Regions from separate parts of the Homo sapiens genome. Here region 2 is linked to region 1. The links are chromatin loops, found by intact Hi-C in ENCODE. Cell type or tissue: PC-9. All regions are shown on one strand. Links, peaks and the distances in the headings refer to the core of each region. The heading gives the core; the rest is flanking DNA.

What was found. Peaks named below come from ENCODE experiments on the same cell type or tissue, not always from the same donor. Only the 100,000 strongest peaks of a DNase experiment are listed, where the experiment ranks them.
Region 2: it touches region 1 in a loop (6-fold over the local background); 17 of 110 quality-filtered maps call a loop at or near these places.

What each region holds. Positions count from the first base shown.
Region 1 is chr1:94,779,653-94,787,355 of GRCh38, reverse strand. The region is part of intron 1 of SLC44A3-AS1 (SLC44A3 antisense RNA 1); the gene reads left to right. Among named protein-coding and RNA genes, the nearest start is that of SLC44A3-AS1, 37 kb to the left of the region's middle. RefSeq lists an enhancer at 3,432-4,194. In PC-9, for the core only: no CTCF peak of the experiment used is centred there; DNase peaks (open chromatin) are centred at 3,065, 3,385 and 3,875; H3K4me3 peaks cover 419 bases; H3K27ac peaks cover 3,053 bases.
Region 2 is chr1:94,638,904-94,646,606 of GRCh38, reverse strand. The region is part of intron 3 of SLC44A3-AS1 (SLC44A3 antisense RNA 1); the gene reads left to right. Among named protein-coding and RNA genes, the nearest start is that of MIR12133, 99 kb to the right of the region's middle. In PC-9, for the core only: no CTCF peak of the experiment used is centred there; DNase peaks (open chromatin) are centred at 3,506 and 4,366; H3K4me3 peaks cover 1,545 bases; H3K27ac peaks cover 5,000 bases.

The sequences.
Region 1 (7,703 bases), core at 1,385-6,384:
TCTGTCTTTTTTCTTCTCCTTCAATATTTTGTTGGTTATTCTGGGTCTTTTGCTTCTCCATGTAAACTTTACAGTTAATTTGTTGATATTCACAAGATAACTTGCTGGGATTTTGACTTGTATTGCATTGAATCTATAGGTCAAGCTGGGAAGAGCTGACATCTTCACAATATTGAGTCTTTCTATCAATACACATGAAATATCTATTTATTTAGTTCTTCTTTGATTTCTTTCATCAGAATTTTTTAGTTTCCTTCATATAGATATTGCACATTTAAAACAAAACTGATACCTAAGTATTTCATTTTTGGAAATGCTAATGTAGATAATATTGTGTTTTAAAGTTCAAATTTCACTTATTCATTGCTGGTATATAGAAAAGCAATTGGCTTTTATATGTTGACCTTGTATACTGCAAACTTGCTATAATTGCTGATTAATTCCAGGAATATTTTTGTTGATTGTTTTGGATTTTCTACATAGGCAATCATGGTTATCTGTGAACAAGCACGGATTTATTTATTCCTTCTTAGTCTTTATGCATTTTATTTCCTTAAAAAATCACATTATGTTAGGACTTCCAGTGCAATGTTGAAAAGGAGTGGTGAGAAGAGACATTCTTGCCTTTTACCTGAACTTAGTGGGAAAGCTTGTAGTTTCTCACCATTGGGTATTATATTGTAGATTTTTTTGTAGATATGCTTTATCAACTTGAGGAAGTTTTCCTCTATTTCTAGTTTGCTGAGTGTTTTCTTAATCATAAAGGAGTGTTGGAAGGCCCTTTTTGTTAGATTTATTTCCTACCATATGACACACGAATGTCTTACTAATTAGTATAATTGCTACTTTTTGCTCACTAGGTGGAATCAGCATTCATCAATGTAATAAACCAGTGGTCTTATGGAAAGATGATCAAGTCCCTGCAGACTATAATATAACATTTAGGTTTGAAGGGTTGATATACCCCAAGGTAAGGCAGTTAAGGTGTATTGCTGGCTTTGCCAACAGAAGGCAAATCAATTCTGGTAGTCTTTATTAATAGGTATTGAGAAAAAGGCATTTGTCAGACCAGTCGCTGCATACCAGTAATAGGGCATGTGTTAATTTGCTCAAGCAATGAAGCCTTTTCTGAAAGACCAGCTGAAATTCAAGTCACCACCTGATTAAGCTTACTATAATCCACTGCCATTCTCCAGTATCTATCTGTCTTCTGTACAGGCCAAATAGGCAAGTTGAATGAGGATGTGGTGGGAATCACCACGTGTGCATCCTTCCAACCTTTGATAGTGGCACCATTCTCTAGAATCCCTCCCATGAATGCAGTATTGCTTTCGGTTTACTGTTTTCCTAGGTAAAGACTATTCTAGTGGCTTACACTTGGTCTTTCTTATTGTAATGGCCCTCACTCCACAAGTCGGAGAACAAGCATGGGGATCCTGCCAGTTGCTGAATATGTCTATTCCAATTATTTACTCTGGAACTGGAGAAATGACCACTGAATGCGTTTGGAGACCCACTGGACTCACTGTGACTTGAGCTAAAACTACACTAATTACCTGAGTTTCAGAAGTTCCCACTCTAGGACGGCATGGTAGCTCATGCCTGTAATCCCAGCACTTTGGGAGGGTGAAGGGAGTGAATTTCTCGAGCCCAGGAGTTCAAGACCAGCCTGGGCAACATGGTGAAACCGGGTCTCTACTAAAAATACAAAAAAATTAGCCGGATGTAGTGGCATGAGCCTGTAGTCCCAACTACTCTGGAGGCTGAGGTGGGAAAATTACCTCAGCCAGGGGACGTCGAGGCTGCAGTGAGCCAAAATCATGCCACTGCACTCCAGCCTTGGCAACCAGAGTGAGACCATATGTCTAAATAAATAAATAAATAAAATTTATATTCTGACTGATAGACCACAGTGATGGTTTGGGTCTCCTAAGATTAGTGTCACTAATCCAGTAAGTCAGTGTCCAATAATCACCTAAAAGTCTGATTATTTTGTTTTCCCTAATGCACAGTCACCCTGGCAGAAGGCCATAGGTCCTTTGGGGAGGGCTGAGAAAAAGATTAATGGCATAAACTTTTGGCAGTGTAATGGGTACTTCTTCAAGGAGCTCAAACCTCCCCTTCTTTCAAGGCATTTGGGATCTGTAAACTGGCTCAAGTCTAGGAATTGATTGCAGAAACTGCGACTCTGTTTTTATGATTTAAATTAGACTAAGTTCGTATTGCCTGGAACTCTTCTGCTTAAACAGTGCAAATAAGAATGTAGTAGACCAGGTGTTTTAGCCTGTTCTTGCATTGCTATAAAGGAATACCTGAGACTGGGTAATTTATAAGAAAAGAGGTTTAATTGACTCACAGTTCTGCAGGTTGTACAGGAAGCATGGCAGCATCTGCTACTGGGGAGGCCTCAGGGAGCTTTTACTCATATGGCAGAAGGCAAAGCGGGAGCAGGCACTTAACATGGCAAAGGCAGGAGCAAGAGATATGAGGAGGTGACACACAGTTTTAAATGACCAGATCTCACAAGAACTTACTATTGTGAGGACAATACCATGGAGATGACACTAAACCATTCATGAGAAATCCTCCCGCCATGATCCAGTCACCTCCTACCATGCCCCACCTCCAACATTGGGGATTATATTTTGACATGAGATTTGGGTTCATCCAAACCATATTACCAGGCCAGCCAATGGCCTGTTTCTGTCTCCAATGGACAGAAACTATCTGTTGGCACAGGTGGCTGGGTGGTAATTCTCTCTTCCCCTCAGGGCCAAGCTCAGTTCCAGGAATCCATAACCACTTAGCGGCTCCTCTCTAAAACCTTGCCACCTTCTTTCCAGTTTCTAGGAATCTCCATTTCCTACCTTGCTGCTCCTTAAAGACATTCTTCCTGCCTTGGCCTCTGACTTCCGTTGCTCTAGAATTGATGTCTGCTGTCTGCTTTCCACTTTGTCAGAATCCCCTTACAAGAAATCACAAAACTTTGTTTCCTGATTGAAATAAGAGGTCAGGGAAAAGACAGGGAGTATACACACAGTTGGAAATTCCAGCCTAGGCTGGGCGCGGTGGCTCACGCCTGTAATCCCAGCATTCTGGGAGGCCAACGCGGGCGAATCAAGAGGTCAGGAGATTGAGACCATCCTGGCTAACACAGTGAAACCCCGTCTCTACTAAAAAGTACAAAAAAATTAGCCGGGCGTGGTGGCAGGCTCCTGTAGTCCCAGCTACTCGAGAGGCTGAGGCAGGACAATGGCATGAACCCGGGAGGCGGAGCTTGTAGTGAGCTGAGATCACACCACCGCACTCCAGCCTGGGTAACTGAGCGAGACTCTGTCTCAAGAAAAAAAAAAAGAAAAAGAAAATTCCAGCCTATTACCCTGTTATAGTGATCAGATACCAAAGTTGCTGAAGACACAGAGAAAGACTTCCCTAGGGAACTTAAATGTTCTCTAAACATATAAGGCATGATAGATGTTCCCCATAACTGGATGATATTCCTCCTGTCCTATCCTCCTGCCCTAGCCACAGGAGTGAAGGCTTGCGTTTAGGAAGTATGTTATTACTGCAGCCTGTATGACTTACTTTCTGGTAATAAATCTTGTGTGTGAATTGTGGGGACGGCCAGCATCCAAAGTAAATAGCGACTGTTGTGGTGGAGGCTGGCTGGCCAGCCTGGCTGGCTGCGCTTCAGCTCCTTGGCTGCTCCTACAGGGATTGCTGCCGTGGAGCTGACTGTGGCTTCCCCAGGGCTCTGCTGAAAGGGCCTTCCAGCTCTGGGGAGGCTCTGCCCTCTTTTCTCCCTCAGCTAGGACCTTGGCAACTCTGCTCTTCCTCCTGGCAATCAGGCATCTGGAATGGCTGAAGGGTGAATTCCAAGCAGCAGAAAGAGTGCCAGAGTCCTGGGCACTTCCTTCTTTGGAATCTCTCTATCAGCCCAGCACACCCCAGGTTGTGTTTTCTGAGCAGAACAAGGTGATTCTCTGCAATGTACTAGAGGAGAGGAAGGACCAGGATGCACTGCATGCAGCTGTCTCAACTCACCTTGCTCCTTTCTTCCTCCATAACTTTGCTTTGGACATTTTCTCTGCCTGGAATGCCTTACCTTATTCTCTCTCTTTCTCCTGGTGAAATCCCTACTTATCCTCTAAGGCTGAATGAAAACACTGTCTCTTCTGGGAAGCCACCACCCCTCTCCCTCAAACCCTTTTCTCCCACAACTTTTTGTTCCTAGCCCTGTTGTAATACTGACCATATTGTATTATAGTGAGTAGTCTGCCTGAGTGAGTGCAATAACTTTTTTTTTTTTCTCTAACTCTTTGGCCCTAGGATCTAGGATGGTGCCTGGCACATATCAATGATAATGATGATTATAATAACAATTATTCATTATATGCTTAGCAGTTGCAAGGCACAGTGCTAAGAGCTCCGTAACATTTAATCTCCACCACAATTCTAAGGGTAGCTATTAGTGTTATCCTAGTTTCTGGATGAAGTGGTGGGTTTAGGGAGGTTCTGCAACTTGCTTAGGGTCCCATATCTTTTAAAGGGTGGAGCTAAGTTTTGAACCCAGGTTTGTGCAGCAAAAAGTCAGTGTTTTAACCTTTTTTGGTTAGGTTTTGACAGGTTTTTTGATAGGTTTTGATACCTATCACTGTTTTGATAGGTATTTTTTGAATGCTTGATTGAATGAATGATTCTAGAGGTGCCCAAGTACTCCCTCCATTCCCATCTGAGTGCAGCATCTAGGGCGGGGGCTGTTTTATTCCTCAGGCACTGGACTGTATCATGGTACCTTTGGCCCAGGCTCCTCACTTGATGGTGTCTTGCTTTTCCTTTTGGTGGGCAAGGAAGATCAAAAGGCTCTAATGATGGGATAAGCTCCTGATCTGCTTATAAATATACTGATCCTAATGTCAAGCCAGCATCCCTTTCATGGTCACAGCTCATGGTCTATCATCAAACTCTGTGACCGGTGGTATGAACAGGCTGGTTTGCATTTTCCCCAGAGCATTAATACCCATAATCTCTCCTTTGTCTGCCTTCCCTCTGTGTTTCTACAGTGTAGGGCTTGGCAGGGTTGGGGCCAGGGAATGTGTGGGGAGCTATGTGTGCTCCTTTCTCTCTTTCCCTATCACAGACAAGAGAGGGAAACTGGCATTATGCACTGATGTCACTGAAGGACAGAAACAAATTGCAAAAGTATATGCCTGCAAGGAAGGAAGCAAGTAGATGCCACTAATGCTATTTTTCTGTTTTTTCCTAGCACCTGGCATATAATTGATGCTCAATTAATATTTATTTATTGAAAAAAATTACACCACATTCACAAATGCCTTACATTTCTGTAGCACCTTATGAACTCTTTACAGCTCTGTGGTAGCTATTGTTTCTACTGATTCTTATATACATTTTAAGGAGGAGGATATTAAAGCTCAGAAGGGTTTGATGACTTGGTGAAGATCACCAAACTTATCAGAGGCAATGTCAAGGACAAAGCCAACATCTGTGACTTTGAATTCTGAAGGAATGAAGAATGTGCAATCTCAAAATATGCCACATTGGTATATTTATTATTTTGAGTTACAAACATTGAAGAAATTGTAGTTTCAGAAAGGGCCAGTTGTCCTGTCTCCCCCTGCATGCAGCAAGCCATAAAGCTTCCTCTTGGAGGGGGACCTCCATGTACCAGGGCAAGAAAATCGTCCTTATTACCAGAGACTGGGAAGTTAAGGCTGCAGTGGACCTAAATAAATATTACCGAAGTAACCCCTGTCGTCCACTAGTTTTATGTCCCCTCATATAGCTCCTATGACTCCCTTAAAATTTACTACCCCTAGCCAGATCCCCTTTTTCTTGTCATTTCTTCTCAAATTCATTGTTCTTTGTCTAAAAAGTATAAAGACATCTTGCTTTGGGCATTTCTTTGGATTTCACTCTCTTGTGAAGATCCCACGGGCACAGTAGTTGCATCTGACAGCACTGACTTATTCACACCCTGAGAATGACCCTATACGGCAGATGCACCTGCCAGCAATGACTTAAGAAATGAGGGTTGCCACATGGAGGTTGTCGGGGGGAGCGTGCTAAGTGAAGGTGCTATCTAAACTACATGCTTTTTTCAAGCAGTTACAGTTTCCTGTTCAGTCTTCCACCACTGGACTATTCCTGTATGTAATTTCTCCCTAATAAAACCCCGTGTCTCGTTTGCTGGCTCTGGGTCTCTTGTTTGGCCTCTCAGACATGGTGCCATTCCTATTGGAGTCAATAGGGATCTGGCATGACACCTACGTTCCTTAAAACCAATACAATTAGTATGCTTTTATCTTGTTAATCTGCCTGGTGTCCATTTGGTTTCTAGTTCTAGCCAAAAATACCACCTAAGAACTTAAGGGTGTTGGGGTTGCTCGCTGACTCTCCTACAATCCTGTGCTCATAAAACAAGGAAACAGAAATCTCAGATATTCAATACCTAAATGTTTATCTTAAAGCAAATTCTACTTATATGGTTTCATTCTTTGTTTGGTAACCTATCCCATTTCACTTTATTTTTTTGGATCTCTTTTCTCTCATTTTCTGTATTAAAACCATTCACAGTAACTTGTATAGCCCTTCATTTGGAAGAGAACGTGGACTTTTTCTTTTCCAAATCATTTTAAATCAACAGCTCCTCAGTGAGTGCCTCCTAAATTAAGATTAAGGCATGACCCCTGCCTTCATGGTGCTTACTTTACGTGGCTGTAGGGACAGACAGGAACCCCAGGGCATATGAGATTGCAGATACTCCCAACAGAGATTTTGATGAGCACATCAGAGCATCAGTGGCTTTCGAGCTAGTGTAAGGATGAGTAGAAATTATTTTTAGACACTCCTTAGGTAGAGATGGGGAAAATCATTTTAGTTTAAAAGAATAGCAGTGGCAAAGGTGGGGAGGCATGACCTGTTTAGGGCTGGATGAGTACTCCTGGGATGGGGTACAAGCTGGTATCATATTGTGGAGGCTCTTGGATGCCCTAAGATGTTGCATTTTTTTCAGTAGGCAGTAAGGAGCCATCAGTAGTTTGTAAGGAGGGCAATGTGATCTCAGCTACAGAGGAGAATGACCAATGAGCAGCCATATCAGTGACCTAGGAGAGGCTCAGGGATTCATCCCTTATCTCCCAATTCCCTACTGAGGGTGAGGCACTGTGCAGATGAGCGGCACAGAGCCAGGCCTGCAGGCACTGGCAATCAGGCGAGCAGGCCATGCATAGCTGTAAGGCACCATCATAAATGTCTCTACCTAGTTCAGCAAGTGCACAAAGAAAGTGGGGTATAGGGTCCCTGGGGAAGGTGGGCATCAGGAGAGCTTTCTAGTGGAGATGATGCTTGAGCTGAGATTATTTACAGGGCGAGGAAGATGTTGAAAGGGAGAGAGGAGGGAGAAGGCATTTGCAGGAACAAAGCATGGAGGCATCAGCAGCGTGACCAGTTAGCCGGACTTGCTGTGTGTGGGTGTGTGTGTGTGTGTGTGTGTGTGTGTTTAATACAATTGTTTTGCTTATTTAAGTAATATTTGTTTGCTGAAGAAAATGTGTCAAATATAGAAAAACTAAAAGAATAAATCTATAATCCCACTACTTGGAGATAATCATTTAAAAAATTAGGTGAATATCTTTCCATTTTTATGTGAGTGTGTATGTGTTTGAATAAGAATAAATGTG
Region 2 (7,703 bases), core at 1,277-6,276, 140 kb after region 1:
ATTGGGATCTCCTTAAGGTCAAGGGTCATGTCTTCTTGATCTTTATCTCCACTCCCCACTCCCAACCCATCCTCAGAAAAATGCCTAGCATGGGGCTTGGCACATGGTAGGCTCTCAACGCGGGTTTGACTCTGAATGAATGCATTCCTGGGGACTCCAGTCAGCTATGATAATGGCGATCATGAAAGCTGAGGTGTTTGCTTAGTCATCGCCACATTGCATATTTTTCAGCTTAATTATCATGTAATTTCTTCATATCTTCCAATAAATGAAAGACAAAATATATCTTTGGGGGATGTATGCATGTGAAAATTAATTCTCATGGAAGTCCTTGACTTACCACAAAAATTCAAGAAATGTACTTCTTACACATGGACACAGGGAAATACTGATCTTCCTGTCATGTGCAAATTAGGAGCCCTTGGACAGAAGAACTGAGTGTGAACCCCAGTGGAGTGAATATTTGTATTTGTATTACTGTAAATTTTATAGAATCAAATTTCTTAGTGGGAAACCTTACTGCAGTCATCAGTTCTGGTAACTGCTCCTGATTTAATAGTTTACGGCTAGCAATCCCAAATAGCAATGTAATTCAGCCATCTACCTCGATGTGTTTTTTTTGTTTGTTTTTTTTGTTTTTTGAGACGGAGTCTCGCTCTGTCGCCCAGGCTGGAGTGCAGTGGCGCAATCTCGGCTCACTGCAAGCTCTGCCTCCTGGGTTCACACCATTCTCCTGCCTTAGCCTCCCGAGTGGCTGGGACTGCAGGCGCCCACCACCACGCCTGGCTAATTTTTTTTTTGTATTTTCAGTAGAGATGGGGTTTCACTGTGTTAGCCAGGATGGTCTCGATCTCCTGACCCTGTGATCTGCCCGCCTCGGCCTCCCAAAGTGCTGGGATTACAGGTGTGAGCCACTGTGCCTGGCTTTTTTTTCTTTTTTTTAGATAGAGTCTCTTTCTGTCACCCAGCCTGGAGTTCAGTGGCACGATCTTGGCTCACTGCAACCTCTGCCTCCCAGGTTCAAGCAATTCTCCTGCCTCAGCCTCCTGAGTAGCTGGGATTACAGACGCACGCCACCACACCTGGCTAATTTTTGTATTTTTAGTAGAGACGGGGGTTTCACCATGTTTGTCAGGCTGATCTGGAACTCCTGACCTCGTGATCCACTTGCCTCGGCCTCCCAAAGTCTTGGAATTACTGGCGTGAGCCACCGTGCCCGGCCCTACCTCAATGTTTATTTCACAATTGTGCACTGAAGAAAAACCACACAGCTCAAGTGAGTTGGTCAGTGGGAGCTCTGCTGAGATCTTTTATAGCTGGCATGGGCGAGTATATTTTGTTTCAACTGCTTTGAGCATTTTCACTCTAGTATTCTTGTAGCCATTCTCTGATAGCCCAACTCCAGGTTCTTTCTATGAAGCATCTTGGCCCTGCCCACTGCTATTCCTTTAGCCCTTTTCTGCAGTACATTAGATATTATGTATCCTTTTTTGGCACTGCATCTTTTATACATATGTGGCAAGCCACCTTTGGCTTTGGCTACTAGTTAAAGCCTAGGTCTCTACACTTATCCAGCGTCCTAAATGGGGATGCCTCACTCAGTTGTACAGGTTGTGCACTGCATTACTCCAGGGAATGCATGTACATGGACCATGGTCGTGCTTCTAAAGCTATATTGGTACAATCTCCATGACACTCCAAGAATGACCCATTCTCATAAACTACCTGCCAATTTCTCAGCAAACGCAAGCTTCATTCAGAGGCACTGGCAAGAGCCATAAAGCATGCCTGATCCTGGGTACTCCAGGTTTGTTTCTGGGAGTATAGATCTGTTCCTGCTACTCTAGGTATGTTCCTGGATCCATTCAAAAGAAAGCTGCATCTCGGCACCAAACTGTTCTGGCCCTGCTTTTACCTTAATTATACTCTGGTATAAGTCATCAACCACACTGGAAAATGTAATAAGAAGCACTCTGCTCCTTGTTGCTGCAGCTTTCTAGTGCTCTGAACTGAGGACTTTGCTCACAATATTACAACCTCTTCAGAAAGTGTAATGGGAGAGCTTTCTCTCTGATCTCGGTATCAGGAAGAGTTATTAAGTTTTTCCTGAACAAATGGTTTGATTGGATTTTATAGACGGGTACTGTGATGCGCATAACTGAAACTGCTTTCATGTGTGTGCTGACTGTTAGAAAGTGGAGCGGCAAGTTTGTGGCTCAACACTAAGCAATATAAAGACCTTGAAGTGTGTGCTTCATGCCTTTGCCTCACTCTTCTTCATCTGCACTCATTAAACAACAAGTAGTTACTGAGTACCTGCTACCCACCAAACACTGTTCTAGATACTACTCTGAAAATACATTTTAAATAGAGCAGAGGTCTGAGAAGCACTGACGGAGAAGTTGCCATCTGAGCAAAGCCTGAAGGAGTGATGTGTGCTGTCTAGATCCCTGGGGAAAAAAAGCATTCCAGAGATAGGAAACAGGGAGTTCAAAACCCTGAGGCAGGAGTGTGCCCAGCATGTTGAAGAAACAGCAAGGAGGATGGCGTGGCTGAAGTGGAGTGGGTGAGGCAGCGATAGGGTCCAAGAAGTAACCGGAAGCAAGCTCCTGTCGAGCTTCAGAGGGCTTTGCTGTACTTGGGCCTTTACACTGCGTAAGATGAGAAGCCATTAGAGGGTTTGGAGCAGAGGAGTGGCATAACTTCAAAGGGTCCCTCTAGCTAGCGAGCTGACAGCACACATAGGAGACAGAGGTAGAAGCAGGGAGACCACTTAGGAGACCCCTGCAGGATCTCAGAGGAGATGGTGTGCTGAGCCAGCATGGTAGTAGGTGGGAAGAGGTCACATTCTGGGTAATAGGATTTGTTGATAGATACAGTGTGGGGCACGAAGGACAGGAGGGGGCCAAGGATGACCCTGAGAAATTGGAAGGATAGAGTGTCTTTAACTACATGCTCTCCCATGAAGGGAATCTGGGGCAGTAGATTTGAACACGCTAGGAGTGCGGGGCCTGTTAGACCCCAAGTGGAGATGAGTGAGCTTGGGTTTCAGGTAGACATCTGGCTGAATAGAAATGCATTGCTGGTATTCGGAGCCACAGCCTAGAGCAGATGGCAGAATAAAGGGTAGGTGGGGGTAGCATGAGGGTGGAGAAGAGGCGCTCCCGGGGCTGAGCCCAGGAACAATGCAAGGCTAAGAGTTCTTCTAAGTTTCCTACCCTCTTTCTTAAAAAACCTAATTTCCTAGGCTGGTATTTTACAAATCTTATTCCATTTCATTCAGTTCTATAACCCCCTTAAATTCTTTTCAGAACAAGACAAATGTATTTGAAAGCAGTGCAGTAATAGTAATATCAGTTCATCCCTTTGAGAAATATTTGTTAAGTGCCAGTTATGTGTCAAGCATTAGGAGCTGGGGATAACCAGACAAACTGCCTCTCTTGTGAAACAGAGTATATTTGAGGGGAATGACAGATACTTGACATGTAGATAAACACATAGTTAGGATAACATCAGATCCTAACAGGTGCAATATCAGATCATAACAGAAACTGGAACAGATAAAGAGGTAGAGAGTAACTCAGGACAGGGAGTGGTGGCTTCACTGAGGATATGCTACTTGAACTGAAACATAGGTGATGAGAAGGAGTCAGGCAATGTTCCGGCAGAAGAGCATTCCAGGATAGGGTCAGTAGCCAGCGCAAAGGCCTGGGATGGGAATGAGCTTGGCATGCTGGGATGAGTAAGTAGGCTGGCTGGAGTGGCTGGAACACAGTAAAGGAGAGCTGCGTACGAGGGGAAGGGGCCAGGTCATGTTGGGCCTTGACAGCATGGCTTTCAGTTCAAGTGCACTGGGAAGCCACTGCAGACTTCCCAGCAGGGGAGGGACGTGATGTGATTTGTCCTGCCTGCTGAATATAGAGCCTCTGAAAAGAAGCAGAGACTGGCATGGAGGTGGTGCCATGGATGAAGAGCCGGATGGTGGCACTGGACTGGAATCTGGTGTTGCAAGTGGGAGAGAGACTCAAGTGCATGTTCAAGGCTTTGCTCAGGGATTGAAAGAAGTAAGGGAGAAGTTAAAGCTGACTCCTGAGTTTTAGCTTCAGCAAGTGGATGGATATGGATGCTGTTTCCTAGATGGGGCAAGCTGGAAGAGGGGCTGGTTTCCTGGAGAAACAAGAGTTCTGCTTCAACTACGTTAGCCTTCAGATGCCTATTAGTCACTTTGCAGATCTCCATGTTATCTACGTGGAAAGTCACACGTTCACTCAATTAATATTTGTTGAATGAGTGAGCGAATGCCAGTCCTTTAGAGTTGAGGAAGGCCAGACATAGAGTTATAGATTGGCAATTCAGAATGACGCCAATGCTGGAGGAAGCAGTTTCACTGATGTTTTCTTTATCAGTCATCTTAGCCACCTGCAGAGGCGTTGGCTGGGAAGTATTTTCCTTATTCTACAGGTGAGGTGTCTGAGGCTTTAGAGACCGCATGACTGCCCATTGCACCCACCCACAGGGGCAGATGCAGCAATTTTTCTTGTGTCTTCTCATCCCAGGCTAGTGCCCTTTCCACCATCCAACACCAAGCTCTTGTCAGTGTGCCTCCTGTCACCTGGGAGAGCTGCACTGGAAGGTGCCCATGTGATGTGGAGCCAACCCTGGCCCTTGTGGATGTGCTGACTCTGGCCACACAGAAGCTGTGAGGCCCAATTCCAGCCTGAAAGTGGCCTGGGCCATCAGTAGACAACCTGAAGCTGGCTGGGACTTCCTAACAGGCCTGACCAAGTTCTGTGACAAGAACAATGACACCCACAAATAAGGCTCCCCCACCTTGTCCTGGTGAGTCAGAAGCACCATGGGGGAAGGCTGGTCCAGGCTTCAGAATGGAACTCAGGCCAGGTTTCTCCCACAGCAGACAGGCCTCTTCTCTGGGTGGTTTGCATCATTGCAGTTCATTGATTGGGGGTGGGGAGGGGGCATGATGCTTTTCCCAAAGGTGTACTAGTTTCATGTCCAAATTTCCAAACTTACTATCTCATACCAGCTTGGCACGTTCCCCTTAAGATGATTGGGTTTTGTAAATTTCCACATCAAAGGCAGAGACAGATTTTTATTTCTGCAGGTGCAAGTGATGCATTAAATAATAATCATTGCAGTGAATCTTAGACTGAAGCATAAGAATCAATGGGGAGAAGAGGTGGTATTGCGCCCTGGTGGAAAGCTTGCAGTCTGAAGCTAGGCTGCCTGCATTTCATTCTCAGCTCTACACTTAATAGTTCTATGCCTCTGGGAAAGTTTCTTAATCTATCAGTATCTCAGTTTACTCATCTGTAAAATGGTGACAATAATAGTACCTAGTCATAGATTGTGCTGAGGATTAAATAAGTCAGTTTATGTAAAGCATTTGGAATGGTGCCTGCACATATTAATAGTATTTTATAGGTAAAAGCTACTATTATTAATAATAGTATTATTTTTAATAGGTGGGTAACTTGTTAAAAATGTCAAGTCCAGAGTTATACCCACAGCGTTTCTGTTTCAGTGTATGTGGAGTGAGGCCCAAGAATTTTGCACAAGCATTAGAAGAGATTTGGGATGCAATTGGACTCAGGTGACACTTGGAGAAACCCTAGTCTATAAGGCAAAAATGAACATACAAGGCAAGGTGGGAGGTACTACAGGGAGAAAAGTAGGGATAGATAACAGTGTACACATCCCTGCTTCATGATTTCATACTCTTCAGCATGGAAGGTTTAGAATGGAATCCAGCAGGCTCTTGCAAGGGATACAAAGATGGTCTCCAAACAAAGTAATTTAACTGTGCTATTGATTTTTTTCATATTACCTAGTTACTTTATTTATTTTGTCTCCCTCTGCCAGATTTTTAAAATTAAGATATAATTCACATACTATAAAATGCAACCTTTTAAAGTGTACAACTCAATGGTTTAAAGTATAGTCACAAAGTTGTGCGATATTACTACTGTATAATTCCAGAATATTTTTTATCACTCCCCTCCCCAGGAAACAAAAAGTGCCTATTAACAGTCACTTCCTATTCTCTTCTTCCCACAGCCCCTGGCAACCACTAATCTGCTTTTTATTTCTATGGATTTTCCCCTTCTGGACATTTCCTATAAATGGAACTACACAATACGTGGCCTTTTTGACTGGATTCTTTCACTTAACATGCTTTCAAGATTCATCCATATTGTGGCACACATTAGCACTTCATTCCTCTTATGGTTGAACAATATTTGATTATGTAGATATACCACATTTTGCTGATTCATTCATAAGTTGATGGACATTTGGGCTCTTTTTACTTTTGTTGGCTATTTTGAAAGTGCTGCGATAAAATTCATGTACACTTATTTGTGTAGACATATGTCTTCATTTCTCTTGAGTATATACCTAGGAGTAGAATATATGGAGTATAGAGTAACTTTATGTCAAACATTTTGAAGAACTGCAATACTGGTTTCCAAAGCAGCTACACCATTTTATATTCCCACCAACAATGTATGAGAGTTCCAATTTTTCCACGTCCTCACCACCACTTGTTATTGTCTGGATCTGTCTTTTTTATGTTAGCCATGGTACTGTGTGTGAAGTGGTATCTCTGTGGTTTTGATTTGCATTTCCCTAATGATTAATGATGTTGAGCATCATTGCATTGCTTATTGAACATTTGTATATCTTTTTTGAAGAAATGTCTATTTAATCCTTTGTCCATTTAAAAATTTGGTTATTTGTCTTTTTATTGTTGACTTTTAAGAGTCTTTTATATGTTCTAGATGCTAGATTCTTATCAGATATATGATCTGCAAGTATTTTCTCCCATTCTGTGGGTTATATTTTCACTTTCTTCATAGTGCCTTTTGAAGCACATAAGTTTTCAATTTTGATGGAGTCTGACTTATGTATCTTTTTCTTTGTTGCTTGTGTTTTTGGTGTCATATCTAACAAACCATCGCCAAATCCAAGTTCGTGAAGATTTATACCTATGTTTTCTTCTAAGTGTTTTATAATGTCAGCTCTTATATTTAGGTCTGTGGTCCATTTTGAGTTAATTTTTTATATGGTGTGAAGTAAGAGTCCAACTTTACTCTTGCATGCACCATTGATTTTTATCTTCATAATTTTATGAAGATATACAAACAGAAAAGTGCACAGATCAAATGCGTACAGCTCACTGAATTTTTGCAAAGAAAACGCACTTGTATAACCAGTACCCAGATGATGAACCAGACAGTGACAGAATCCCGAAGGCTCCCCCATGCCCTCTTTAAGTCACTGTCCCCAACAAGGGTAACTACTATTCTGACTTTTAACTGATAAGTTTTGTCTGTTTTTTAACTTTATAGAAAGAAAATTGTAGTATCTACTGTTTTGTGCCTGGTTTATTTCTCTCACATTCACTCTGTGAGTGAGATTCATCACGGTGTTTCACAGAGTTGGAATTAAGATTCATTCGTTCTCATTGCTGTATAGGGTTCCATCATATACATATACCATAATTCCTTTATACATACTATTGTTGACAGACATTTGTGGTTTCTAGTTGGGGCTATAATAAATAGTGCTCCTAAGTACATTTTTGCATGTCTTTTGGTGAACATATATGAACATTTCAGTTGAGTGGAATTGCTGGGTCATAGGGTACATATGTATTCAATTTTGTTAGTAGAGATAGTAACTTA